Regions from separate parts of the Homo sapiens genome. Here region 2 is linked to region 1. A link is a loop called in an ENCODE intact Hi-C map of the cell type or tissue named here. Cell type or tissue: CD14-positive monocyte. All regions are shown on one strand. Links, peaks and the distances in the headings refer to the core of each region. The heading gives the core; the rest is flanking DNA. Region 1 has its middle 9.4 kb from the start of ADGRL1. Region 2 has its middle 57 kb from the start of LINC01842.

Region 1 (15,030 bases), core at 8,001-10,500:
CCCAAGCCAAAAATAGGCACTTCGGCAGAACAGGCAACTTTGTGCAGGGTGGGGGCTGGAGGGAAATGGAAGTGGGAAGAATCCTGGAGTGGAGGGAACAGGGGGGAGGGGGGGAGTCCCTGAAGCGGGGCTGCTGGCTCCATTTTATGAAAGATGGGAAGACTGATGGCTGGGGAGGGCTTGGAATCCTCAGGGAAGGGAATCCATTCAAGTGAGGCCCAAATGTTAAAGCAGACAGCTCAGAGTTCAAAGTTGGGCTGCATCTTAGCAGCAGGGCAGACAAACCCTGATCTGAGTTTTAGAGGAGGGGGACGGGCTGAGGATGGGGATGGGGGAAACCCCCATTCCCTATATGTCCAGGGAAGAGAGTGCATTGCTAACCATGCGCTTTGCAGAATGAATGAGGAAAGGGAAAAGGGTTCCTGAGTAGGAGTGGTAAATCCACAAAACTTGAGGCATATCTGGATGGGAAAAATGAGTATCTAAGAAAGCCTGAATTGAATATCTGCACGGGAATTAACTTGGCCTCTAAGAATCCCTTCCTAGAAGCACGTCCCTGTGGCTAAACTGGAGGAAGTGCAGGGACACCAGACTTCCAGGCTGCCCGGGTGACCACGCACCACTGCTGTGGCAGCCTGTCACCCTCCACCGCCTTCTACGGACAGCTGTCTCTTCACGACGGGGAAGGGATTCTTGAAAGCCAGAACCTAGGCAAATCTGGCCCCAGAGAACTTCAAAATGGAGGGATGGGTCACTTTCGTTCCTCCTTCATGCCCAGGATTTCATGGCTGCAAAGCTGTCCAGCCTTGAATCTGGGTGGCCAGGTTGGACACCGGGATCTGGGGGACCAAATATAAAGTAGGATTTGGTGAGTGCAAAACGGATCCCATCCATCTGTGGTTGACTGCAGATCCACTGGGTATGGAGGAGGGCATCCCATCTCTCTACGCCTCAATTTCCCAGTTTGAGATATTGACAGCACCAAGTAAGACCCATGAAGGCTTTGAGATGGAGGGCACTCCAGGCAGCCAGCTTTCTATAAACCCAGCAGTACCGAAAAGGGAACAGAACTTGACGCTCAGGAAAAGCTGGTCACCTCCTTGTTCTCCTGCTCCAGGCCTTTGTCCCCACCCCACCCTCCAGCCCTGAGCAGCCCACCCACTTCCCCCTACAGAGCTAGCCTAGGAGGTGGTTCTAACTTGCACTCTCCAGAGGCTACGAGAAGGAGTGGCCTTTACTTACATGAGGGAAAGCAACGACATTCTTTAAGGCACCCTCAGCTCAGTTTGGAAAACCCCAGCCGGAACCCCCCTCACCCCCGCCCCTCGCCCCTTTCTAGACCCTCTAAACCCCACTGGTCCCAGCTGGGATCGGCTCTCCAGCCTCCATCTGATCCATGTCTCCTGGACTTGTGAGCGGCGTGCTCAGGAGGCAAAGAGTGCGGAGGGGCTGGGGGGCGCGTAAAGAGCCCTGGCGCCCCTCAGGCCTTCGGCTGCGCAGCCGCAGTGGAGGCCGCGCCAGCAACCGGGCTCCGGGAACCAAGGCGTCCGCGCGCGCACGCAGACTCGCCCGCGCGCCGCGTGCCCCGCGCTGCCCAGGTCGGTACCCGCGCTTCGGACACCCTGCTCCCAGGGCGCTCCTCGCTTCCAGCCTCCCACTTTGCGCCTTGGGCTCCCCATGAGCCCCGCTCCTGAGACACCCCACGCTCTGTGTATTCCGTCCCACGGGACCTCCACGCCCACGGTGCCACGCGCCTCGAGTACCCCATGTTCTATGAACCCTGCACCTGGACGCCCCATCTTCTGCGCACCCTGTGCTAGAGAACCCGCACGCCCAGGGTGCCCTATGCCTAGGGCACCCTGTGCTCTCCTGCGTATCTGGGACTCCACATTTTGTACGCCTAGCACCTCCAGCATCCCAGCGTCAGACACAGCTGGGCTCGCCTGTGCCTTGTCTGTCCCCTCTCTGTGCCTTCCATGTATTGCGCCCACTGCCTCGGTTGGGCCCCCAGCCTCACAGTCCTGAAGGCTCTGCTTCACCCCAGTGCTCAGCTTCCCTTTGCCTCAGGCCCAGCGCCCTCGTTCCCGGGTGCCCTGCCTCAGGCTCCTGGACAGGTCAGGGCAACGCCAGACAGCCACTGTCCACCAGGCGCCCCCAGCCCCTGTTTTCCTAGAGCCCATTCGGTATAGGATGCACAACCCTGCTGTTCATTTCACTGCTCGGTGCACGTATTCATTCCTTCCATTTACGCCTCAAACACACAGCACGCACCTTATATGCTCTTACCTGTCAGGTGCAGTGTGATGCATTGAGAATGCGCCTCCAGTGCACAGGGAACAAGGCAGGGAGCCTTCTCTGGGCGCTCCCTTCATCATGGAGAAGATGGACTCAGAATGTGTGATGGAATGAGCCCTGGAAAGTCAGCAGGTGCCAGGGAGTGGAGGATGGACCTATCCAAGCCTTGAGGTGTGGGTGAAGTTTTGTGTGTCCCTGGCCTTTCCAGAGGCTCCCTGTACCCCCATCTTAGGCAACTTCTTTTATTTATTTATTTATATTTGTATTTATTTATTTATATTTGTATTTATTTATTTATTTTGAGGAGTCTCGCTCTGTTGCCCAGGATGGAGTGCAGTGGCACGATCTCTGCTCACTGCAACCTCCCTCTCCCGGGTTCAAGTGATTTCCGGCTAATTTTTGTATTTTTAGTAGGGACAGGGTTTCACCATGTTGGCTAGGCTGGTCTCGAACTCCTGACCTCAAGTGATCCGCCCACCTCGGCCTCCCAAAATGTTAGGATTACAGGCGTGAGCCACCGCGCTGCCCTCTTTATTTATTTTTAGAGACAGGGTCTCTCTCTGTCACCCAGGTTGGAGTGCAGTGATGAAATCATACCTCACTGCAGCTCACTGCACGAGCCACCACACCCAGCTAATTTTTGTTTTTTTTTTTTTCATAGCTTGCTATGTTGCCCAGACTGGTCTCAAACTCCCGGGCTCAAATGATCCTCCTTCCTAAGTCTCCCAGAGGGCTGGGATTACAGGTGTGAGCCATGGTGGCCGGCCAACCTTGGGCGATTTCTGAGCTCCATTCAGTTCCACCCCCACTGCCAAGCCAAGTGGAGGGCAAGATAAAGAGGTCCCAGAATTGGGCTAGGAGGATAGGTTGGGGGCAGGGAGTAATTCCAACTGTGTTCTTTTTTTTTTTTTTTTTGAGATGGAGTCCCACTCTGTCATCCAGGCTGGAGTGCAGTAGCATGATCTCGACTCACTGCAACTTCTGCCTCCCAGATTCAATTGATTCTCCTACCTCAGCCTCCCAAGTAGCTGGGATTACAGGCATGCGCCTCCATGCCAGGCTAATTTTTGATTTTTTTTTTTTTTTTTCAGTAGAAACGGTTTCACCATGTTGGCCAGGCTGGTCTTGAACTCCTGACCTCAAATGATCTGCCCACCTCAGCCTCCCAAAGTGCTGGGATTACAGAAATGAGCCACTGCACCCGGCCAGGTTTTTTTGTTGTTTGTTTTTTGTTTTGTTTTGTTTTGTTTTTTTGAGACGCAGTTGCCCAGGCTGGAGTGCAATGGTGTGATCTCAGCTTACCACAACCTCCACCTCCGGGGTTCAAGCCATTATCCTGCCTCAGCCTCCGGAGTAGCTGGGATTACAGGCACACACCACCACGCCTGGCTAATTTTGTATTTTTAGTAGAGACGGGGTTTCTCCGTGTTGGTCAGGCTGGTCTTGAACTCCCATCCTCAGGTGATCTGCCCACCTCAGTCTCCCAAAGTGCTGGGATTACAGGCGTGAGCCACCGCGCCCATCCTCAGGGGGTATATTTTGAAGGTGGAGCAGATGGATTGGAAGTGGGATACGAGGGAAAGAGGTAAGTCAAAATGTGTGAGCTGAGTGAGCCCCTGGAAGGATGGAGAGGATGGAGAGGAGGCAGTTTTGTAGGTTAGATCCAAGCCTTTGGTTTGATATGTCCAAGTGGAGGCATGAAGTTGGTGCCCGGGGAGAGGTTCAGGCTGGCCGAGAAATGGCTCAAATGAACACGAATGCTCTCATTTATACTTTATGGTAACTCTGTGGGTGGGGGACTTTCTCCCCATCTTATAGAAGGGGCAACGAAGGCTCCAGAACATGCCCAAGTAGTTAAAAAATGTAGTTATAGGCCGGGCGCAGTGGCTCACGTCTGTAATCCCATTACTTTGGGAGGCTGAGGTGGGCAGATCACCTGAGGTTGGGAGTTCGAGACCAGCCTGACAAACATGGAGAAACCCGGTCTGTACTAAAAATACAAAATTAGCCAGGCATGGTGGCACATGCCTGTAATCCCAGCTACTTGGGAGGCTGAGGCAGGAGAATCGCTTGAATCCGGGAGCTGGAGGTTGTGGTGAGCCGAGATCGCACCACTGCAATCCAGCCTGGAGACAGAGCAAGACTCAGTCTAAAAAAAAAAAAAAAAAAGAAAAAGTTAGGTTCTGAGCCGGGTCCCAGATTTGGGCTGGGAGGATAGGGTGGGGGCAGGGAATAATTCCAACCGTGGTCTTTTTCTTTTCTCACTCTGTTGTCCAGGCTGGAGTGTAGTGACTCAATCTCAGCTCACTGCAACCTCTGTTTCCTATGTTCAAGCAAGTCTCCTGCCTCAGCCTCCTGAGTAGCTGGGACGACAGGCATACACCACCATGCCTGGCTAATTTTGTATTTTTGTAGAGACAGGGTTTCACAATGTTGCCCAGGCTGTTCTCAAACTCCCAGGCTCAAGCGATCCTCCCGCCTCGGTCTCCCAAAATGCTAGCATTACAGGTGTGAGCCACTGCGCCTAGCTAGGCAGGACTATTTGAAAGGCACCAGGGCTAGGCTAGCATGGTGGGAGGCCAGGAGAGGGTCTAGATTATATTCCCAGTGATACTAGGAACCCCAAGAGGGCTTTCAGAAGTGGGTGGCATGATCTTATTTGGATGTTTAAAAGATTATAGGGCTGGGCTTGGTGGTGTGATCCTGTATCCTAGCTGAGGCAGGAGGATTCACGCACACAGGCTTGAGCCTAGGACTTCTGGGAGGTGGTGTGTGCCATGACCATCGGCGTCAATGTGGTGACCCCCCAAGAGCAGGGGACCACCAGGTTGCCTAAGGAAGAGTCAACTGGCCCAGGTTGGAAACAGAGCAGGTCAAAACTCCTGTGTTGATCAGTAGTGGAATCACGTCTGTGAATAGCCACTGCACTCCAGCCTGGGCAACAGGGTGAGAAAAGAAAAAGACCACAGTTGGAATTATTCCCCGCCCCCAACCTATCCTCTCTAAAACCTCCCAACCCTGTCTCTAAAACAAAACGTTAAAGTAAAAATAAATAAAATAGGCCAGGCACGGTGGCTCATGCCTGTAATCCCAGCACTTTGGGAGGCCGAGGCTGGTGGATCATGAGGTCAGGAGATCGAAACCATCCTGGCTAACACAGTGAAACCCCATCTCTACTAAAAATACAAAAAATTACCTGGGCGTGGTGGCGGGCACCTGTAGTCCCAGCTACTCGGGAGGCTGAGGCAGGAGAATAGTGTGAACGGGGGAGGCGGAGCTTTCAGTGAGCCAAGATCATGTCACTGCACTCCAACCTGGGCAACAGAGCGAGACTCTGTCTCAAAAAAACAAATCAATCAATAAAAATAAATAAATAAATAAAAGATTATATGAGTGCTCCCTCAATAACACAGAATTACTATATGAGGCAGGAAATGGGGAGTGACTGCTAACAGGTGTGAGTTTTCTTTAGGGGATGATGAAAAACGTCTTGGAACTAGACATGATGAATGTACTATGACATGACACGACATCGTCCACCTTAAAATGGTTGGTGGTTAATTTTTTGTTGTGGGAATTTCAGCTCAATTAAAAATGCTGGCCGACGGGCGCGGTGGCTCACGCCTGTAATCCCAGTACTTTGGGAGGCCGAGGTAGGTGGATCACGAGGTCAGGAGTTCAAGACCAGCTTGGCCAAGATGGTGAAACACCGTCTCCACTAAAACTATAAAAATTAGCCGGGCGTAGTGGCGGGCGCCTGCAATCCCAGCTACTCAGGAGGCTGAGGCAGGAGAATCGCTTGAACCCAGGAGGCAGAGGTTGCAGTGAGCCGAGATTGTGCCACTGCACTCCAACCTGGGCAACAGAGTGAGACTCTGCCTCAAAAAAAAAAAAAATGCTAGGGGCTGGGGCACGGTGTCTTACCCCTGTAATCCCAGCACTTTGGGAGGTAGAGGCTGGCAAATCACTTGAGGCCAGGAGTTTGAGACCAGCCTGGCCAACATGGAGAACCCCATCTCTACTAAAAATACAAAAAAAGTTGGGCGTGGTGGCACATGCCCGTAGTCCCAGCTACTCCAGAGGCTGAGGCAGGAGAATCACTTGAACCCAGGGGCAGAGTTTGCAGTGAGCTGAGATCGCACCACTGCAGTCCAGCCTGGGCAATAGAGTGAGATGCCAAAAAAAAAAAAAAAGGAAGGAAGGAAGATAAGAAGGGAGGAAGGAAGGAAGGAAAGAAAATGCTAGGAATGCTGGTGTGCTCTTGTAATCCCAGCTACCTGGGAGGCTGAAGTGGGAGGATCACTTGAGCCTGGGAGTTAGAGACTGCAGTGAGCTGTGACTGCAACACTGCACTCCAGCCTGGGTGACCGAGCGATACCCCTATCTCTTAAAATATATATATATATATAATTTATTGATTATTATTATATATTGTATATATTATATAATATTATATATTATAATATTATATATAATATTATCAAAAAATATTGATATAATATTATCAATAAATATCAATAAAATAATAATAATCAATATATATAATTGATTATATATATTATATATATTATATATATTATATATAATTGATATATATAATATATAATATATTATATATTATATAATATAATATATTATATATTATATAATATTATATATTATACATTATATAATATTATATATTATACATTATACATTATATATTATACATTATATAATATTATATATTATATATTATACATTATATAATATATATTATATTATATATTGTATAATATATATTATATTATATATTGTATAATATTATATATTATATTATACATTATACATTATATATTATACATTATATAATATTATATATTATATTATATATTGCATAATATTATATATCATATATTATATATATAATATATAATATTATATATTATATATTATATATATAATATTATATATTATATATATAATATATAATATTATATATTATATATATAATATTATATATTATATATATAATATTATATATTATATATTATATATTATATATTATAATATATATTATATATTATATATTATATATTATAATATATAATATTATATATTATATAATAATATATAATATTATATTTTATAATATATAATATTATATATTATAATATTATATATTATATATTATAATATTATATATTATAATATAATATATAATATATAATATATAATATATAATATATATTATATAATACATAATATAATATTATATATAATATATAATATTATATTATATAATATTATATATAATATATAATATATAATATATAATATTATATATTATAATATATAATATATAATATAATATATTATAATATATAATATATAATATAATATATTATAATATATAATATATAATATAATATATTATACAATATATAATATATAATATAATATATTATACAATATATAATATATAATATAATATATTATACAATATATAGTATAATATAATATATAATATAATATATTATACTATATATAGTATAATATATTATATAATATAATATATTATACTATATATAGTATAATATAATATATAATATAATATATTATACTATATATAGTATAATATAATATATAATATAATATACAATATATAGTATAATATAATATATATTATATAATGTATAATATATACTGTATAATATATAATATATAATGTATAATATATAATGTATAATATATATTATATAATGTATAATATATAATATATTGTATAATATATAATATATATTATATTATATATATCAATTATATATAATATATATAATATATATAATATATACAATCAATTATATATATATTGATTATTATTATTTTTTAATTATACAGGTCAGCCGGGCGCAGTGACTCATGCCTGTAATCCCAGCACTTTGGGAGGTCAAGGCGGGAGGATCGTTTGAGCCCAGGAGTTCGAGACCAGCCTGGGCAGCATAGCAAGACCTGGTCTCTAAATAAATAAATAAATAAATAAATAAATTATATAGTCAATTTGAGAGGGAGCCAGGAGATTCGCGAGGTGATCACCACTGTCATCCAGGTGACAGGCAGGTGATGGAGGCCCAGAACAGGATGCTGGGGGGAAACGTTAGGTTTTGGGCATGTCTTAGGGGCAGAGTCAACAGGACCCCTTACTTTGCACCCTCCTTGAACTCTGCTCATGTTACTTCCTGACCACTCTATTGAAAATGCAAAACACAGGACGGGGCGCGCTGGCTCACGCCTGTAATCCCAGCACTTTGGGAGGCCGAGGCGGGTAGATCACGAGGTCAGGAGCTCGAGACCATCCTGGCTAACACGGTGAAACCCCGTCTCTACTAAAAATACAAAAAATTAGCCAGGCGTGGTGGTGTGTGCCTGTAGTCCCAGCTACTAGGGAGGCTGAGGCAGGAGAATGGCGTGAACCCGGGAGGCGGAGCTTGCAGTGAGCAGAGATCACGCCACTGCACTCCAGCCTGAGCGACAGAGCGAGACTCCGTCTCAAAAAAAAAAAAAAAAAAAAGAAAAGAAAAGAAAATACAAAACACAAAAATTAGCTGGGTGTGGTGGCGCATGCCTGTAATCCCGGCTACTTAGGAGGCTGAGGCACAAGAGTCGCTTGAACCCGGGAGGTGGAGGTTGCAGTGAGCCGAGATCACACCTCTGCACTCCAGCCTGGGCGACAGAGCAAGACTCTGTCTCAAAAAAAAGAAAACTGCAAACACCCCCACCCTCCTCACTCCCTTGATCTCCTCTCCCCTTTATCTCTCTCCAGTCCCAGAGATGTGGGGGGGGGGGGGGTCTCGCTATGTTGTCCAGGCTGGTCTCGAACTCCTGGTCCCCACAGCATATCCTGACCTAGTTTCGTTTTCATTCATTTATCTGTCTCCCTCACTAGAATACCAACTCCCCAGTCCAGAGATGTTTGTTTCTTGTTCACTGCTGTCTACCCGGAGCCTAGGACCGATCCTGGAACATAGTAGGCGCTCAGGAGAAAGCGGGGGAGTGGAGGAAAGCGAGAATCCCGGAAGCCGCCGGGTTCCAGCCTGAGCAGCAGGCGGGCGTTTAAGTGGAGGCGGATTCCTAGTTAGGCACCAGCTGAAAGGGGAGCCCGGCTGGGCTGCGCTTCCTTCCCCGGCCGCTAGGGGCCGCTTCCCCGCTGCTCTGCGGCCGCCAGGTGAGGGGGCCCCGCCCCTTCTCCCCAGGTGCTCAGGGAGTTGGGGTGTGAGGGGACAAAGTGGGGGTGAAGGGAGAGAGCTGAGCGTGTTTGAGATGGGGGCTGCTTAAAGGAAGGGAAAAATGCGTAGGGAGGTTGGGAGGTGTGAGAAGGTGAGGAGACAGCCCGGTGTTAGGGAGAGAGGAGCGGAGAGTTGAGGGAGGTGCGGGAAGATGGGTGATCAACTGGGGAGTCCGGGAAAGTCTGGCAGGCGGAAGGCCTTGCCCTGGTGGCTCCACTGGAGGAAATTTAGACCATGCATGGAAAAGACCGGGACGATTGAGGGGTGGGATTGGCCTGTGGGGTTGAGGATCCCAGGGAAGAAGCCCTAAGCTTTGCTGGACTTGGACTTGGCCAGTGTGTTCTGGGGAGGAAGAGGGATTTCTCAGACCCAGATCCCTCAGACCAGCAACGGGGAGGGACTTCTCCTTTGAGGAGTGAGATGTGCCTGGCAAGCTCACCAGCTAGCTTTTGCAGAACGTGTGGCCAGTAAGTGGCTTATTCAACCTGGCACTGACTCTGCCTCTCTCTCCTTCAAGCCTCAGGGCCAGGATTCATTGTGTAATGAATTGAGTGGTGGGAAAACAGCAATGAATGAGACAGATCCAGTCCCGGCACTGGCCAGTCCTGGCACAAAGAAGGCTGCCCAGCCCTGGGGAAGTGACAGGTAAACTGAGGCAGGGACCTGCTGGCTTTAAATAGCAGTCCCCCTCATGGTGATCTGGGCAGAGAGGACCACTCATATGGAGGCTCTGAGGCTGTTACCAAGAAAAAAGCCGGCAGGATCCAAGCTGCAATAGTGTGATAGGGAGTGTTGGGGTCTGCGGCAACCCAGAAATGCCTGCCAGGTCTAAAGGGATCCTGTGTTTGGGATTAAGGTGGATGTGGGGGCTTGCAGGCTCTGTGGAATGGAGATAGGTTGGGAAGGGGGTTGGGAATAGGAGTGAGGGGTTATAGGTGGGTCCCAGAGAGGTAGAGGTGATGGCCACGGGAAGGTAGAAGGTGACTCCTAACCTTGCATGAGCTCATTTCAGGGGACACAAAGCCAAATGCTGACCAGGGAATGAAAATGCAGAAATTGGGCAGGTGTGAGGCGGTGGTGAAGGACAGGGTAGCTGAAGTTGCACCACCCCCCCTTTTCCTTAGGCACCCGCTTGCTACCACTCAGCTCCAGCTGTGCGCTACCACGTGGGAACTCAGGCTCAATGTTGCCAAAATAGCTTCTTCAAGAGAAGCCAGAAATCACGGTTGTTGCGCAAAATTCCCTGAGCTTTAAATATCCCATGGGGATCTACTAAAGTTAAATTGCTGCCACCCAGCAATTCCATTCCTGGGTTGATTCCCAGTGGGAACAGGAGCTTAGGGTCACCTAAAGACATATCCATGGATGTGCCTAGCAGCTTCATTCATGATCACCAAACACCAGACACCCCTTAAGTTGACCATCGACTGGCAAGTGGAAAAGAAATGGGAGGACATTCTTATAATGGAATATAACGCAGCAATGAAAAAGAATATACTACTGACGCATTCACAGCATGGATGAATCCCAGAGACATAATGTTCAGTAGGAGAAGCAAGATAACAAAGAGAATACCCCGAGTGATTTCATTCTGTGTTGTTCAAGGCCAGGCAGAAGTAACCTATGAAAAGAGTTGGGGAAGCCCAGGGTTTCCTTACTTCGGCCTCATTGACATTTGTGGCTAAATGATCCTGCGTGATGGGGGCTGTCCTGTGCACTGTAGGACGTTGAGCAGAATCCCTGGCCTCCAACCATTACGTACCAGCAGCACCCCCCAGTTGCGACAAATTTCTGTTGTTAGGGGCATAATCACCATCAGATGGGAGCCACTGGTCCGGGTGTAGTGGCTCACACCTGTAATCCCAGCACTTTGGGAGGCCGAGGCGGGTGGATCACTTGAGGCCAGGAGTTCAAGCCCAGCCTGGCCAACATGGTGAAACCCTGTCTCTACTAAAAATACAAAAAAATTAGCCAGACATGGTGGCGTGTGCTTATAGTCCCAGCTACGTGGGAGGCTGAGGCAGGAGAATTGCTTGAACCCAGGAGGCAGAGGTTGCAGTGAGCAAAGAAAGATAGCACCACTGCACTCCAGCCTGGGTAACAGAGCAAGACTACGTCTCAAAAAAAAAAAAAAAAAAAAAAAAAGCCACTGGCTTGGTGATGTTTTGAGGCAGCCCACTTCCTGGAAAGTAGCCCAGGGAGCCTCCTGGGAGACTGGACTGTTCTTGATCTTGAACTAGGTGACAGTGATAAGGGTGAAATGTATTTCAAAAATCCACGGACCTGTGCTCCTAAGATTTATGTGTTTCACAATAAAGACATTAACTCTACAACATGGATGACCCTTGAAAACATTTGGAAAAGGGAAAGAAGCCGGACACAGAGGGTCACATAGTGTATGACTTCCTTTATATGAAATGCCCAAAACAGGTAAACACATAGGGACAGAAACAGATTGGTGGTTGCCAGGGGATGGGGGATGGGGAATGGAGATTGACTGCTAGTGGGGATAGGGCTTCTTTTGGGGGTGATGGAAATGTTCTGTAATTAGAGGTGATAGTTGCACAACTCTTTGAGTATACAAAAGTCCAGTGAATTGTACATTTTAAAATGTACAATTGGGGCCAGGCACAGTGACTCATGCCTGTAATCCCAGCACTTTGGGAGGCCGAGGCGGGCAGATCACTTGAGGTCAGGAGTTCAAGACCATTCTGGCCAATATGGTGAAACCCTATCTCTACTAAATATACAAAAATTAGCCAGGCATGGTGGTGCACGCCTCTAGTCCCAGCTACTCAGGAGGCTGAGGCAAGAGAATCACTTGAACCCAGGAGGCAGAGGTTGCAATGAGCAAAGATCGCACCACTGCACTCCAGCCTGGGTGTCACAGCAAGACTCTGTCTCAAAAAACAAAAACAAAAAAATGTACAATTAATCTTGGCTGGGCACAGTGGCTCATGCCTGTAATCCTAACACTTTGAGAAGCAGAGGTGGGAGGATTGCTTGAGCCCAGGAGTTTGAGACCAGCCTGGGCAACATAGCAAGACCCCACCTCTACAAAATTTTTTTTTTTTTTTGAGACAGAGTCTTGCTCTGTTGCCCAGGCTGGAGTGCAGTGGTGCGATCTTGGCTCGTTGCAACCTCTGCCTCCCAGGTTCAAGCGATTCTCCTGCCTCAGCCTCCCAAGTAGCTGGGATTACAGGCGCGTGCCACTACACCTGGCTGATTTTTGTATTTTTAGTAGAGACAGGGTTTCACCATGTTGGCCAGGCTGGTCTCGAACTCCTGACCTCAGGTTATCCACCCACCTCAGTCTCCCAAAGTGCTGGGATTACAGGCGTGAGCCACAGTGCCCGGCGAAAATTTTTTTTAATTAGCTGGGCAACATGGAGCCTGCCTGTAATCCCAGCTACTTGGAAGGCTGAGGTGGGAGGATCGCTTGACCCCAGGAGTTTGAGGTTGCAGTGAGCTATGATTGCACCACTGCACTCCAGCCCGGGGAAACAGAGAGAGATTCTGTTTCTAAAAATAATATAAAATAAAATGGCGAGTGTTACGTTAGGTGAATTTTATTCCAAAAAGGAATTTAAAATTTTTTTTTAATTTTTTTTAAAAAAGGAATTTTTTAAAAACAAGGAGTTAACCACACAGGCCAAACAACACATCTGGGGCCAGTTTGGCCCCAGGGCTGCCGTCATTTGGGAATGGAGGGAAAGGAAGGGGACGGGGTGGGGGGGTGGGAGGGTAATGCACCATCCAGGAGTTGTGGGCGTTCTTGGTGAAGGGTGGGGGATGACGCAACTTGGAGGCAAAAGAAAGTATGTCTCGGCTCAGGGGAGCGCTCCCTCTTAACCCAACCTGTCAGCCCTGGAAAGAAATCAGCTACGGGTCGGAGGCCAGCCAGCGAACTGTCAAGGAAGTGCAGAGTTCTGACGAGTTAGAGAAATGACAACCGCTCAGCCCCGCCCGGCCTGACACCCTGGCGGTGGCATGATGAAGTGGTGCTTGCCGGGTGGGCGGAGGATGCTCTCTGCGAGCTTGCGGGAAAGTGGGGGTGCTCACCCGAGTTCTTCTGCAGTGTGAAGAGAGGTGGGTTCGGCCTCCCTGGTAACAAAGGGCGGACGGGGTGGCATTTGCCCCTACCCATCCCTCCTGGAGGGAGAGCCATTCCCGTGGGTGCAAGGAAGAGAGAAGACAGCGGGCTTCTGGGGGCACGGCTGGGGGTGCAGGGTCTGAGTCTCCGTTGGCTTCAAAAAACTGAATGATGGCCGGGCGCAGTGGCTAACACCTGTAATCCTAGCACTTTGGGAGGCTGAAGCAGGCAGATCACCGGACCTCAGGAGTTTGAGACCAGCCTAGCCAAAATAGTGAAACCCTGTCTCTACTAAAAATACAAAAATTAGCTGGGTGTGGCTGCAGGTGCCTGTAATCCCAACTACTCGGGATGCTGAGGCAGGAGAATTGCTTGAACCCTGGAGGCAGAGGTTGCAATGACCCAAGATTGCACCACTGCACTCCAGCCTGGGCAACAGAGCAGGACTCCACTCAAAAAATAATAAAATAAAATAAAAAACTGAATGAGTGAAGAGAGACAAAGAAAATTAAGGAGGCCAGGCACGGTGGCTCATGCCTGTAATCCCAGCACTTTAGGAGGCTGAGGCGGGCAGATCACTGGAGGTCAGGAGTTTGAGACCAGCCTGGCCAACATGGTGAAACTCTGCTCTACCAAAAAGTACAAAAATTAGCCAGGTGTGATGGCGGGCCCTGTAATCCCAGCTACTCGGGAGGCTGAGGCAGGAGAATGGTGTGAACCCGGGAGGCGGAGCTTGCAGTGAGCCGAGATCGCGCCACTGCATTCTAGCCTGGACGACAGAACAAGACTCCGTCTCAAAAAAAAAAAAAAAAAAAAAAAGAAGAAAGTTAAGGCCTCCCGAGTAGCTGGGACCACAGGCGCACACCACAACACCCAGCTAACTTTCATATTTTTTGTAGAGATAGGGTTTCGCTATGTTGCCCAATGTGGTCTTGAACTCCCGGCTCAAGTGATCCTCCTGCCTCAGCCTCACAAAGTGCTGGGATTATAGGCGTGAGCCACTGCACCTGGCCTGCATATAACTTTGGACTTCCCAAAAACTTAACCACTGATAGCCTATGGTTGATCAAAAGCCTTACCAATGACATAAACAATCCATGAACTCGTATTCTGTATGTTCTATATATTACATACAGTATTCTTAGAATAAAGTAAGCTAGAAAAAAGAAATGGTATGAAAATCATGAGAAAGAGAAAATGTATTTACCGTTCATGAAGTGGAAGTGGATTACCATAACCGTCTTCATCCACGAGTCTTCCGATGGAATAGGCTGAGGAGGAAGAGGAAGAAGAGGGGTTGTCTCAGGGGTGGCAGAGGCGGAACAACATCCACTTACAAGGGGACTCAGGCAGTTATGGCTCAAGCCCGTGTTGTTC
Region 2 (15,030 bases), core at 4,568-7,067, 58 kb after region 1:
TCATGTGACTAGCTCTAACCAATGAGCTGTGAGTGAAATTGACAGGCATTATTCCCAAACTACAGCATTTAATTGCCTGTGTGAGATCCCCCAAAGCTCTTACTTCCTTCCAGCGTGACAGCAAGCAATGTTTCATAATGTTCCAGAATGTGGCTGTTCCATCGGAGACTATGATGAGCAGAACCTCCTTGCAACGACCCAAAATGGACATGAAGCCTGGGTGAGGAATAAACGTTGTAGTTTTAAGGTTCTTGGGCTAGTTTGTTTCTGCAGCATGACCTAGCCTATCCTAACCATTACAAATTACACACCCCTTTTTACAGGTGAAGAAACTGAGGCATAGACAGGTTAATCACTGTTCTTGGTCACCCAGCTAGTAAGTGACAAAGTGATAGAGTCAAGGTTAGAATCCGGACAGTCTGACTCTAAAGTCTCTGCTTGCTTGCTTTCTTTTTCTTTCTTTCCTTCTTTCTTTCTTTCTCTTTCTTTCCTTTTCTTTCTTTTTCTTTTTTTCTCTTTCTCTGTTTCTCTCTCTCTCTCTTTTTCTCTCTCTCTCTCTCTTTCTCTCTTTCTTCCTTTCTTGGCGGAGTTTCACTCTTGTTGCCCAGGCTGGAGTGTAATGGCGCGATCTCAGCTCACCGCAACCTTTGCCTCCCAGGTTCAAGCGATTCTCCTGCCTCAGCCTCCCCAGTAGCTGGGATTACAGGCATGTGCCACCACGCCCAGCTCATTTTGTATTTTTAGTAGAGATGGGATTTCTCCATGTTGGTCAGGCTGGTCTCAAACTCCCGAACTCAGGTGATCCTCCCACCTCGGCCTCCCAAAGTGCTGGGATTACAGGCATGAGCCACCATGCCTGGCTTTTTTTTTTTTTTTTTTTTTTTTTTTGAGACGGAGTCTCACTCTGTCGGCCAGGCTGGAGTGCAGTGGCACGATCTTGGCTCACTGCGACCTCCGCCTCTCAGGTTCAAGCAATTCTCCAGCCTCAGACTCCTGAGTAGCTGGGACTACAGGTGCACGAAGCTACGCCTGGCTTTTTTTTTTTTTTTTTTTTTTTTTTTTGTATTTTAGTAGAGACGGGGTTTCACCGTGTTACCCAGGCTGGTCACGAACTCTTGAGCTCAGGTAATCTGCCCGCCTCGGCCTCCCAAAGTGCTGGGATTACAGGCGTTAGCCACCGTGCCCGGCCCCGGCTTTTTTTTTTTTTTTTTTTTTTTTTGAGGAGTCTCACTCTGTCACCCAGGCTGGAGTGCAGTGGCACGATCTTGGCTCACTGGAGCCTCTGCCTCTCGGGTTCAAATGATTCTCTTGCCTCAGCCTCCCAAGTAGCTGGGATTACAGGCGGAGATCATGCCCGGCTAATTTTTGTATTTTTAGTAGATGGGGTTTCACCATGTTGGCCAGGCTGGTCTCAAACTCCTGATCTCAGGTGATCTACATACCTCAGCCTCACAAAGTGCTGGGATTACAGGCATGAGCCACTACACCCAACCTCTTTTTCTATTTTTAGAGACAGAGTCTTGCTCTATCACTCAGGCTGGAGTGCAGTGGTATTATCACAGCTCACTGCAGCCTCAAACCTTTTTTTTTATTTTTAGAGACAGAGTCTTGCTCTATCACTGAGGCTGGAGTGCAGTGGTGTGATCATGGCTCACTGCGGCCTCAGACTTCCGGGTTCAAGCAATTCCTCTCACCTCACCCTCTGAAGTAGCTAGGACTACAGGCATGCACCACCACCCCTGGCTTTCTTTTTTTTTTTTTTTTTTTGTAGAAACTAAGTCTCACTATGTTGCCCAGGCTGGTCTCAAACTCCTGGCCTCAAGCGATCCTCCAGCCTCAGCCTCCCAAAGTGTTAGGATTACAGGCATGAGCCACCAGGCCTGGTCTGCTGTTGTTTCTAAACTGTTATCTTCGGTGGCGGGGGGGGTCCCTAAACATATGGAAAATTCACAAACTGCAACAGATTCTGGATGAGGTTGGCCTTTGCTGTCCTGTTGCCTCTGATAATTTTTTTTTTTTTTTGAGATGGTTTCTCGCCCTGTGGCCCAGGCTGGAGTGCAGTGGCGTGATCTCAGCTCACTGCAACCTCCATCCACCTCCTGGGTTCCAGCAATTCTCCTGCCTCAGGCTCCTGAGTAGCTGGGACTATAGGCATGAGCCACCACGCCTGGCTAATTTTTGTATTTTTAGTAGAGATGGGGTTTCTTTTTTCTTTTCTTTTTTTCTTTTTTTGTGAGACGGAGTCTCGCTCTGTCACCCAGGCTGGAGTGCAGTGGCACGATCTTGGCTCACTGCAAGCTCCAACTCCCAGGTTCACGCCATTCTCCTGCCTCAGCCTCCTAAGTAGCTGGGACTACAGGCGTCCGCTACCACGCCCAGCTAATTTTTTTTTTCTATTTTTAGTAGAGACGGGGTTTCACCGTGTTAGCCAGGATGGTCTCGACCTCGTGATCCGCCTGCCTCAGGCTCCCAAAGTGCTGGGATTACAGGTGTGAGCCACCATGCCCGGCCAAGACAGGGCTTCACCATGTTAGCCAGGCTGGTCTCGAATTCCTGACCTCAGTTGATCCACCTGCCTCAGCCTCCCAAAGTGCTGGGATTACAGGCATGAGCCATCTCGCCCTGCCACCCCTGATCATTTTTGGCTTCTTGTTTCTTTCCCTCTTGAGCACTGGCTCTCTTGGTTGGTTTCTCTCTAGCATCTCCCCTGGGGGAGATCTAGGAGGCTGGACAAGAGGATTGAGTAACATCCTCCTCCCTCTAACACCCACCTGGACCCTTTAGTTCCTTCAGCCTTACACCTCCAATCCCCTCTGATCTCCTTGCCAATCCCCTGCTCTGCCTACACTCTGATCACATGAGCCCTAACACTTCCTCCTAAGGGCTGGAGAACAATTGTTTGCTACAGGGAGAAAAATCCTCAAGCCAGAGAGCTGAGCCATTAGACTCCTGGGTCCTGAGGAGAGCCCGGAGCTGAGGTTTCAGAAATGTCTTCTCACCTCTTCATCCCTTGGGCTGCCTCCTGTCACTTCCCGGGGTCTCTGAGTCCCCTCTGCACTCAGAAGCTCCCAGGGAGGACCAGCCAGACAGGGCTCAGGACACTTACAGGCAAACCTCCACTCCTCCCGCCCTGACCAGTTAACGCGACACTTATTCTACATTAAATACCAATTGGACCAATTTTCTGCTGTAATTAAAACCTCTGCAGACGTGTTCCCTGCTCAGCAGTGATGAGTTTATTAACCTCCAGCTCTGAAGGAATGTGGGGGCAGGGGAGAGGGAAGGAAAGAAGAGAGTTTTCCAGATTAGGAGATTGGACCCAGGGAGAGGGTGGGTTTGGAGCTGTGCTGTCTCCTAGCTGGGCTCTGAGCAAGAGACAGATGGGGGTGTGTGCGAAAGCATTAACATCTGTGTGTTTGCTGCCTCTGCAGTGGGGACTTGCAAATATCTACCCCCACCACCCTGACCTGCTACAGAACCAGGACTGCCCTCCCATAATCAAGTGTGTTTTATAGCCCTACTTCCCAAATTATTGGCAGGCAGCATGTCCTGAATCTGGAAATACAGCCTCTTTCAGTTCAACAATCTGGCCTTGTATGGGATCGTTTGTTACGTAGCATAACTTAGGTTATCTGACTATTACATATTGTATCTCCACTTCATAGCTGGTGAAACAGGCACATGCCACCATGCCCAGATAATTTTCTCCTCTGGGCAGGAGACAGATGGAGGCGTGTCCAAAAGCATTGACAACTATTGTGTTTGCCGCTTCTGTGGTGGTGACTTGGAAGTATCTGAACCCCCATCACCCTGACCTCAGTTTCACAACAGAGGCCCAGTTTGCATACAAACCTAGGTGAGGTCATGAAGGGTTCATAGCTTGCAGCCATAGAGGCTGGAAATCAATGCCTAGTACATCCCTGGCAGCTCAAGGAGTCAGCTCATTTCTGTTCATTAGAGATCACAGAATCATCACGTTCTCTCTCTCTTTTTTTTTGAGATGGAGCCTCGCTTTGTCACCTAGGCTAGAGTGCAGTGGCGCAATCTCGGTTCACTGCAACCTCCGCCTCCAGGATTCAAGCGATTCTCCTGCCTCAGCCTCCCGAGTAGCTGGGACTACAGGAATGTGCCACTACGCCCCGCTAATTTGTTTGTATTTCAGTAGAGACGGGGTTTGACCATTTTGGCCAGGCTAGTCTCAAACTCCTGACCTCAGGTGATATGCCCACCTCGGCCTCCCAAAATGCTAGGATTACAGGTGTGAGCCGCCATGCTTGGCTATTCTTTTTTTTTCTGAGATGAGATTTCACTGTCCTCCAGGCTGGAATGCAGTGGGGCAATCATAGCTCACTGCAGCCTCAAACTCTTGGGCTCAAGCCATCCTCGGCCTCCAGAGTAGCCGGGACCACAGGTGCACACCACCATGCCTGGCTAATATTTTTTTTTTTTTACTGCTTGTAGAGATGGGGGTCTCACTATGTTGCCCAGGCTGGTCTCAAAACTCCTGGGCTCAAGCAATCCTCCTGCCTCAGCCTCTCAAAGTGCTGGGATTACAGGCGTGAGCCGCAGCGCCCCGTCCTGCTCATTTCCTTTTATTACCAACAATTCTCCATTCTTTATTTTTAATATCCCCTTCATTCACCAGGGCTCAACTTTGTCATCCAACTTTTATTGCTTTGTGGGGAGGAACGCAACCAAAGAGACACTGGGAGGCAATGACCTCATGGAACAAGGAAGCTGTGTTGGACATCTGGAATGGAGTTGGATTTCCACCATGGCCCAAAACACTTCCAATTCCTCCTTCTAGCATGTTTCGAACCCTGTGGCCAACACTGCCATTTGTCACCTTTTTGAATGTGTTGGATTATCTGTTAGCCTATCTACATCTTGTTTTCCTGTGTATTTCAGGGGCTGGAATTCTGGCAACTACTCCTTGTCTAAGATTCTGTTGCCAGGAGGGTTACAGGGTGGATTCTATAAATGAGGAGCATCAGATCGTCGTGGTGGCTCACACCTGTAATCCCAGTACTTTGGGAGGCCAAGGCAGGCGGATCGCTTGAGCTCAGGAGTTCGAGACCAGCCTGGGCAACACGGTGAAAGCCCATCTCTACTAAAAATACAAAAAATTAGCAGGGTGTGGTGGCACATGCCTGTAATCCCAGCTACTTTGGAGGCTGAGGCGGGAGGATCACTTGAGCCTGGGAGGCAGAGGTTGCAAGTGAGCTGAGATCACACCATTGCACTCCAGCCTGGGTGACAAGAGTGACACTCCGTCTCAAAAAAAAAAAAAAAAAAAAAAGAGAGCGAGAACATGTGGCCTGCAAAGACAGAAATATTTAGATTCTGATCCTTGATGGAAAAAGTTTTCCATCCTCTGCTCTTGACTTCATTTGGTCATTCCCACAATGAATAAGTTAGTTCTAGGATCTTGGAGCAAACATGTCTGTATTAGTCTGTTTTCACACCGCTATAAAGAACTATGTGAGAGTGAGTAATTTATGAAGAAAAAAGGTTTAATTGACTCACAGTTCCGCATGGCTGATGGGGCCTCAGGAAACTTACAATCATGACAAAAAGTGAAGGGAAAGCAAGGCACATCGTACATGGAGGCAGGGGAGAGAGAGAGAGAGAGAGAGAGAGAGAGAGAGGAGAGAGAGAGAGAGAGAGAGAGAGAGAGAGAGAGAGAGAGAGAGAGAGAGAGAGAGAGAGGAAGTGCCAGACGCTTATCAAACAACCAGATCTGGTGAGAACTCATTGTCACGAGAATAGCAAGGGGGAAATGCTCCCGTGATCCAATCTCCTCCCACCAGGTCCCTCCCCTCGACACGTGGGGATTACAATTCTAGATGCGATTTGGGTGGAGACACAGTCAAACATGTCAGTGTTCTTTCTCTAAGGCTCCATTTTGTCCTCTGTAAAATGGGGTGAGAGGCCCCTACTTAACTGCACGAGCTTGCTCTGCAATTAAAATTGCATGTCATGGGCCAAGGGACTTTGAAAGTGGGACAGCTCCTGCAGGTGCTTTTGGCTGGAGTCACAGGATCCAAAACCCCCCAGTAATCCCCACATCTTTCCTTTCTTTTCTCTCTCTTTTCTTTTTTCTCTTTCTCTTTCTTTCTTTTCTTTCTCTCTTTCTTTTTCTCTTTCTTCCCCCTCTCTCCTTCCCTTCCCTTCCCTCCCTCCCTCCCTTCCTTTTCCTTTTTTCTGAGAAAGAGTCTCGCTCTTATCACCCAGGCTGGAGTGCAGTTTCGTGATCTTGGCTCACTGCAACGTCTGCCTCCTGGATTCAAGCTGTTCTCCTGCCTCAGCCTCCTGAGTAGCTGGGATTACAAGCGCCCACCACCACGCTCAGCTAATTTTTGTACTCTTAGTAGAGATAGGGTTTTGACATGTTGACCAGGCTGGTCTCGAACTCCTAACCTCAGGTGATCCGCCCACCTTGGCCTCCCAAAGTGCTGGGAATACAGGTGTAAGCTACTGCGCCCAGCCCTTTTCTTTCTTTCTTTTTTTTTTTTTTTTGAGACAGAGTCTCACTGTGTTGCCCAGGCTGGAGTGCAGTAGTGTGTTCTCAGCTCACTGCAACCTTCACCTCCCGGGTTCAAGCTATTCTCCTGCCTCAGCCTCCTGAGTAGCTGGGATAACAGGTGCCTGCCACCAAGCCCGGTTAATTTTTGTACTTTTAGTAGAGACAGGGTTTCACCATGTTAGCCAGGCTGGTCTGAAACTCCTTACTGTCAGGACTCTGAGCCCAAGCTAAGCCATCATAACCCCTGTGACCTGCACGTATACATCCAGACGGCCTGAAGCAACTGAAGAACCACAAAAAAAGTGAAATAGTCAATTCCTGCCTTAACTGGCTAATGGTGGATGACATTCCACCATTGTGATTTGTTCCTGCCCCACCCTAACTGATCAATTGACTTTGTGACATTCCTTCTCCTGGACAATGAGTCTCAGGAGCTCCCCACCGAGCACCTTGTGACCCCCGCCCCTGCCCACAAGAGAAAACCCCGTTTAACTGTAATTTTCCACTACCTACCCAAATCCTATAAAACTGCCCCACCCCTTTGCTGACTCCTTTTTTGGACTCAGTCCGCCTGCACCCAGGTGATTAAAAAGCTTTATTGCTTACAGAAAGCCTGTTTGGTGGTCTCGTCATATGGACGCATGTAATACTGACCTCAGGTGATCTGGCTGCCTCAACCTCCCAAAGTGCTGGGATTACAGGTGTGAGCCACTGTGTCTGGCCCTTTTCTTTCTTTTTAGTGGAAATGGGGTCTTGCCATGTTGGTCAGGCTGGTCTCGAACTCCTGGCCTCAAGCAATCCTCCCTCCTCAGCCTCCCAAAGTGCTGGGATTATAAGCATGAGCCACTGCACCCAGCTACCTTTCTCAGTTCTGCCTTAATGTCTCACGTGGCTGTTTTCCTTTTCTCTTGTGTATTCTTTCCTCCCCCTCTGTCTTCTTGCTTTTTTTTTTTTTTTTTTTTTGAGAGAGAGTCTCATTCTGTCACTCAGACTGGAGTGCAGTGGTGTGATCTTGGCTCATTGCAACCTCTGCCTCCCATGTTCAAACGATTCTCCCACCTCAGCCTCCCAAGTAGTTGGGACTACAGGCGCACGCAATCATACCCAGCTAATTTTTGTATTTTTAGTAGAGACAGGGTTTCACCATGTTGGTCAGGCTGGTCTTGAACTCCTGACCTCAAGTGATCCGCCCACCTCAGCCTCCCAAAGTGCTGGGATTACAGGCGTGAGCCACCGCTCCCAGCCTCTACTTGCTTTTTCCTTCTCACACCTCTCTCTTCTCTTCTGGTTCCCTCTCCCAGCCTTCTCTCTGCACCTCCTCCCCTGCCACTTGCTCTCTTCAAACTCGGGGATGTGAGAAAGTTCCCGCAGAAATTGCAATCTCCTCTCCTCTCATGTGGCTCCGAGATAAGACAGTAAAAATCCGATTTTCAGCAATTTGCTTCATTTGTGAGCTCTCCGGAGTCTCCCTTTCTCCCCCTGACATAAGCTTAGCAAAATTGCCTGGGTGGAGTGGATATTTTTAACCACTTAGTAGTCAGAGCGGGTTCAGAAAGTTTTGCAAGAAACCGGGCCAGGCCCTGTGCCTGGGGTTGCTGGCGGGTTTGGGGCTGGAGGGAAGCACGTGGGGTGGCCTCAAAGGGTTTAGTGGAGGGGCATTTAAGAAGAGGATGTCCGCCGGCCATGGTGGCTCAAGCCTGTAATCCCAGTGAGAGGTGACAGTGTGCTGGCAGCCCTCGCAGCCCTCGCTCGCTCTCGGCGCCTCCTGGGCCTCAGGCGCCCACTCTAGCCGCGCTTGAGGGGCCCTTCAGCCTGCGGCTGCAATGTGGGAACCCCTCTCTGGGTTGGCTGAGGCCGGAGCCAGCTCCCTCAGCTTGTGGGGAGGTGCGGACTGGTGGAAACCAGGGCTGCCCGCTGCACTTGCAGGCCAGCGTGAGTTCCAGGTGGGTGTGGGCTCCGTGGCCCCGCACTCGGAGCAGCAGGCTGGCGCTGCCGGCCCTGGGCAGTGAGGGGCTTGGCACCCGGGCCAGCAGCTGCGGAGGGTTCGCCGGGTCCCGGCGCTGTGCTCGAATTCTCGCTGGGCCTCAGCTACCTCCCCGCCGGGCAGGGCTCGGGATCTGCAGCCTGCCATGCTTGAGCCTTCCCCCAACGCCATGGCCTCTTGTGCGGCCTGAGCCTCCCCTACCAGCGCCGCCCCCTGCTCCGCGGCGCCGGGTCCCACCGACCACCCAAGAGCTGAGAAGTGCGGGCGCACAGCGCGGGACTGGCAGGCAGCTCCACCTGCTGCCCTGGTGCGGGATCCACTATGTGAAGCCAGCTGGACTCCTGAGTCCAGTGGGACTTGGAGAACCTTTATGTCTAGCTAAGGGATTGTAAATATACCAATCAGCACTCTGTCTAGCTCAAGGCTTGTAAATGCACCAATTAGCACTCTGTGTCTAGCTCAAGATTTGTAAATACACCAATCAGCACTCTGTGTCTAGCTCAAGGTTTGCACTCTGTATCTAGCTAATATGGTGGGGACTTGGAGAACCTTTAGTGTCTAGCTAAGGGATTGTAAATACACCAATCAGCACTCTCTGTCTAGCTCAAGGTTTGTAAATGCACCAATCAGTGCTCTGTGTCTGGCTAATCTAGTGGGGACTTGGAGAACTTTTGTGCCTAGCTCAGGGATTGTAAACGCACTAATTGGCACCCTGTCAAAATGGACCAATCAGCTCTCTGTAAAACGGACCAATCAGCAGGATGTGGGTGGGGCCAGATAAGGGAATAAAAGCAGGCTGCCCGAGCTAGCAGTGCCAACCTGCTCCCATTCCCGTCCATGGTGTGGAAGTTTTGTTCTTTTGCTCTTTGCAATAAATCTTACTGCTGCACACTCTTTGGGTCTGCATTGCGTTTATGAGCTGTGACACTCACCGCGAAGGTCTACAGCTTCACTCCTGAGGCCAGTGAGACCAGGAACCCACCGGGAGGAATGAACAACTACAGACGTGCTGCCTTAAGAGCTGCAACACTCGCCGTGAAGGTCTGCAGCTTCACTGCCGAAGCCAGCGGGACCACCAGCCCGCCAGAAAGAAGAAATTCCAAACACATCCGAACATCAGAAGGAACAAACTCCCGACACACCACCTTTAAGAACTGTAATACTGCAAGGGTCTGCGGCTTCGTTCTTGAAGTCAGTGAGACCAAGAACCCACTGATTCTGGACACACCAGTACTTTGGGAGGCCAAGGCGGGTGGATCATGTGAGGTCCTGTTCAAGACTAGCCTGGCCAACAGGATGAAACACCGTCTCTACTAAAAATACAGAAAATTAGCCAGGCATGGTAGCACATGCCTTGTCTATAGTCCCAGCCGCTCAGGAGACTGAGGCAGGAGAATTGCTTGAACCCGGGAGGTGGAGGTTGCAGTGAGCTGAGATCGCGCCACTGCACTCCAGCCTGGGTGATGGAGTGAGACTCTGTCTCAAAAAAAAAGAAAAAAAATGGATGTGACTGAAGAAAGAAAAGAGGTTCCCTTTGGAAGAAGCAGATCTGCTCTTGAGGGGGTGAAGCTGCAGGGGAACGCCCAGGCTTTTTCCCTCCCACCAGTACCTCCTTTTGGCTGAATCCAACCCCAAAGCAGAGGGCAATGGAGCCCAGTGGTGTGGGCCTAGAGGTCAGCTCTCAGGACATAGAACAGGATGGTTGGCCGGACGCAGTGGCTCATGCCTGTAATCTCAGCACTGTGGGAGGCAGAGATAGGAGAATTGCTTGAACCTGGGAGGCGGAGGTTGCAGTGAGCTGAGATCACTCCACTGCACTCCAGCCTGGGAGACAGAGCAAGACTCTGTCTCAAAAAAAAGAAAAAAAAAAAACACCAAAAAACAGGATTGGACTGCAGATTGATGGAACCTGGGGTAGGTAACAGGAATAGAGAATGACCTGCATAGAAGCCACATGTCCTAACTTCCTAATACACCTTAGGGATACCCCTGAGAAGCCAGTCTGGAGACCAAAGGCATCTCCTTCCCAAAACCAAAATGGGGGGTGGGAATAATGAACATTTAGTGAGCACCTACCATGTACCAGGCATATGCTAAGTGCTTTATGTGTACGACGTCATTGAATCCCCACAGAAGTCAATGAAGGAAGCCTTTTTCTTTGTTGGCTGCTGGGACAAAAATCAAAATCACAGTGGCTCAAGGAATTAATATAGAATCAGGGTCTCGCTCTCTTGCCCAGGCTAGCGTGTAGGGGCACAATCATGGCTCACTACAGTTTTGACCTCCCTAGGCTCAAGCGATCCTCCCACCTCAGCCTCCCAAGCAGGTGGAACTATAGGCATGTGCCACCACGCCTGGCAAATTCTAAAGTTTTTTGTAGAGGTGGGGTCTTGTTGTGTTGTCCAGGCTGGTCTCCTTGGCCTCCCAAAGTGCTGGGATTGCAGGTGTGAGCCAACATGCCTGGTCCAATTTAGATTTTGTTTTTTAAGATGGAGTCTTGCTCTGTTGCCCAGGCTGGAATGTAGTGGCACCATCTCGGCTCACTGCAACCTCTATCTCCTGGGTTCAAGCAATTATCCCTGCCTCAGCCTCCCAAGTAGCTGGGATTACAGGCGCCCGCCACCATGCCCAGCTAATTTTTGTATTTTTAGTAGAGATGGAGTTTCGCCACATTGGCCAGGCTGGTCTCGAACTCCTGATCTCAGATGATCCACCCACCTCAGCCTCTCAAAGTGCTGGGATTACAGGCATGAGCCACTGCCCCCGGCCCCAGTTTAGATTTTAAAGAAATTACTAAGGCTGCTAAACCTTATGTTGCTCTCAGCCCCAAGGGCACTGAGAGTTGGGTTTTCCCGATCCCAGGCTTCCTGGGTATAGCTCAGACCACCCTTAAATTTTCCACCCATGCTCCCTCATCCATTCTTTCTTCCCTTCTACAAATTTTCCTCTTCTCTGTTGGCCAGGAACATTTACGCAATAATGTCACACCAGTGACTACCAGAGTTGAATGCCGATAGAGTAACGGGATGCTAAGATGGACATTTCAACCAGGGAGACACAACGACTAGCAACAGAAGCCAGACCACAGTGAAGATCTCTTTTCTTTTCTTTCTTTCTTCTCTTTCTTTCTCTCTTTCTCTTTCTCTCTCCCCCTCCCTCCCTTTCTCTCTTTCTTTCCTTTCTTTCTTTTCTTTTCTATTTTTTTTTTTTTTGAGACGGAGTCTCGCTCTGTTGCCCAGGCTGGAGTGCAGTGGCGCGATCTCGGCTCACTGCAAGCTTGGCTCACTGCAAGCTCCGCCTTCCGGGTTCACGCCATTCTCCTGCCTCAGCCTCCTGAGGAACTGGGACTACTGGCGCCTGCCACCACGCCCGGCTAATTTTTTTGTATTTTTAGTAGAGACGGGGTTTCACCGTGTTAGCCAGGATGGTCTCGATCTCCTGACCTCGTGATCCGCTCGCCTCGGCCTCCCAAAGTGCTGGGATTACAGGCGTGAGCCACTGCACCCAGCCCTTCCTTCCTTCCTTCCTTCCTTCCTTCCTTCCTTTCCTTCATTCCTTTCCTTCATTCCTTCCTTCTTTCCTTCCTTCCTTTCTCTTTCTTTCTCCTTCCCTCCCTCTCTCCTTCCTTCCTTTTCTTTCTCTTTTTTTTTTTTTTGAGACAGAGTCTTGCTCTGTCACTAGGTAATCTTGGCTTACTGCAACCTCTGCCTCCCAGGTTCACGCCATTCTCCTGCCTCAGACTCCTGAGTAGCTGGGACTACAGGTGCACACCACCACACCCAGCTAATTTTTGTATTATTAGTAGAGACGAGGTGTCACCATGTTGGCCAGGCTGGTCTCAAACTCCTGACCTTATGATCCGCCTGCCTTGGCCTCCCAAATTGCTGGGATTACAGGCGTGAGCCACCATGCCCAGCCTTTTTCTTTTTTTTTTGACAGAGTCTTGCTCTGTTGCCCAGGCTGGAGTGCAATGGCACAATCTTGGCTCACTGCAACTTCCCCCTCCTGGATTCAAGCGATTCTCCTGCTTCAGGCTCTCAAGTAGCTGGGATTACAGGTACGTGCCACCACGCCTGGCTAATTTCATATTTTTAGTAGAGTTGGGATTTCACCATGTTGGTCAGGCTGGTCACAAACTCCTGACCTCAAGTGATCCACCCGCCTTGGCCTCCCAAAGTGCTGGGATTACAGGTGTGAGCTACCACATCTGATCCCTAATTTTTAATTGACAAGTAATTGCATATGTTTATGGAGTATGATGTGATGTTTCAATACTGTATATATTATAAAGCAGATCGCGCTAATGAACATATCCATCACCTTACATACTTATTTCTTTGTAGCGAGAACAGTTTGTTTTTTTAGAGACAGGGTGTGTAAAATATTGCCCAGGCTGGTTTTGAACACCTGGGCTAAAGTGATCCTCCCATCTCAGCCTCCCAAAATGCTGGGATTACACATGTGAGCTACCGCACCAGACCCTATAGTGAGACCATTTAAAATCCACTCATTTCACAAGTTTGAAAATACATTATGGGGTGGGGCACAGTCACTCACGCCTGTAATCCCAGCACTTTGGGAGGCCGAGGCAGGTGGATCACGAGGTCACGAGTTCAAGACCAGCCTGGCCAAGATGGTGAAACCCTGTCTCTACTAAAAATATAAAAATTAGCCAGGCGTAGTGGCGGGCGCCTGTAGTCCCAGCTCCTCAGGAGGCTGAGGCAGAGAATTGCTTGAACCCGGGAGGTGGAGGTTGCAGTGAGCCGAGATTGTGCCACTGCACTCCAGCCTGGGTAACAGAACGAGACTCTGTCTCAAAAAAAAAAAAAAAAAGAAAAAGAAAAAATATACATTATGATTAGCTATAGCCACCTTGCTGTGCAATAGATCACCAGGACTTACTCTTCCTAATGGAAACTTTGTATCCTTTGGGCAACATGTTTTCCGCGACCCCAGACTCTGGTAAGGACTGTTCTACTCTCTACTTCGGTGAATGTGACTTTTTTTTTTTTAGATTCTGCATACAAGTGAGATCATGAACTATTTGTCTTTCTGCGCCAGGCTTAGTTTACTTCGCATAATGTCCTCCAGATTCATGCACGTTGTTGCAAATGACAAGATTTCCTTCTTTTATCAGGCTGAACAGTACTCCATTGTGTATATGCACCACATTTTCTTTATCCATTCATTCATTGATGGACACTTAGGTTGCTTCCATATCTTGTTATTGTGAATAGTGCTGCAAAGAACTTGGGAGTGCAGATAGCTCTTCCGAATACTGATTTCCTTTGCACATTACTCGGAAGATAAATTTTTTTGAGACAGAGTCTCACTCTGTCGCCCAGGCTGGGGTGCAATGGCCCGATCTCGGCTCACTGCAAGCTCTGTCTCCCGGGTTCACGCCATTCTCCTGCCTCAGCCTCTGGAGTAGCTGGGACTACAGGCGCTCGCCACCACGCCCAGCTAATTTTTTTTTTTTTTTTTGTATTTTTAGTAGAAACGGGGTTTTACCATGTTAGCCAGGATGGTCTCAATCTCCTGACCTCGTGATCCACCCGCCTCGGCCTCCCAGAGTGCTGGGATTACAGGTGTGAGCCACTGCACTCGGCCTAATTTTTGTATTTTTAGTAGAGACAGGGTTTCACTATATTGGTCAGGCTGGTCTCGAACTCCTGACCTCGTGATCCGCCCGCCTCGGCCTCCCAAAGTGCTGGGATTACAGGTGTGAGCCACTGCACCCAGCTGTTTTGTTTTTTGTTTTTTGTTTTTTTTTCAGACAGGGTCTCAGTCTGCTGCCCAGGCTGGAGTGCAGTGGCACAATCTCAGCTCACTGCAACTTCTACATCCTGGGTTCAAGTGATTCTCCCACCTCAGCCTCCGAGTAGCTGGGACTACAGGTGGACACCACCACGCCCGGCTAATTTTTGTATTTTTTATATTTTTTTAGTAGGGACAAGGTTTCACTGGCGAGGCTGGTCTTGAACTCCTGACCTGAAGTGATCCACCTGCCTTGGCCTGAGACAGGAGAATCGCTGGAACTTGGGAGGCAGAAGTTGCAGTGAGCCAAGATTGCCCCACTACACTCCAGCCTAGGTGACAGAGTGAGACCTTGTCTCAAAAAAAAAAAGTGAAAGTGAAAGATTTCATTCTGAACACCACTAGGTCCTGAAAGGCAAGGTTGGCTGACAGCAGACCCAGTGCAATGAGAACCATCTGACCCCTGGATTTGTTTCCTTCCTGTGGCCGCTATAACAGTACCACAAACTGAGTCACTTAAAACAACAGAAACCTATTTTCTCACAGTTCTGCAGGCCAGAAGTCTGAAATCAAAACATCTGCAGGGCCACGCTCCCCACAGAGGCTCTAGGGAGGAATCCCTCCTGGCCCCTTCCAGCTTGTGAGGGCTCCAGGCATTCCTCGGTGGCGACCACAGCATTCCAACCTCTGCTTCCGTCTTCACGGGTCCTTCTCTACTGTGTCTCCTCTCTGTGTCTCTCCTAAGGAGAGTCGTCTGTGGATT

Evidence for each region. Peaks named below come from ENCODE experiments on the same cell type or tissue, not always from the same donor. Only the 100,000 strongest peaks of a DNase experiment are listed, where the experiment ranks them.
Region 2: it touches region 1 in a loop (2.0-fold over the local background); 14 of 110 quality-filtered maps call a loop at or near these places.

What each region holds. Positions count from the first base shown.
Region 1 is chr19:14,208,075-14,223,104 of GRCh38, forward strand. It overlaps the pseudogene RN7SL231P. Among named protein-coding and RNA genes, the nearest start is that of ADGRL1, 9.4 kb to the left of the region's middle. RefSeq lists enhancers at 1,551-2,050, 13,175-13,698, 13,355-13,434, 13,445-13,504 and silencers at 9,166-9,476, 9,378-9,487. In CD14-positive monocyte, for the core only: CTCF peaks have their summits at 9,471 (motif pointing right) and 9,671; a DNase peak (open chromatin) is centred at 9,457; H3K4me3 peaks cover 638 bases.
Region 2 is chr19:14,269,218-14,284,247 of GRCh38, forward strand. No RefSeq gene overlaps it. Among named protein-coding and RNA genes, the nearest start is that of LINC01842, 57 kb to the right of the region's middle. RefSeq lists a silencer at 8,700-8,994. In CD14-positive monocyte, for the core only: no CTCF peak of the experiment used is centred there; a DNase peak (open chromatin) is centred at 5,794.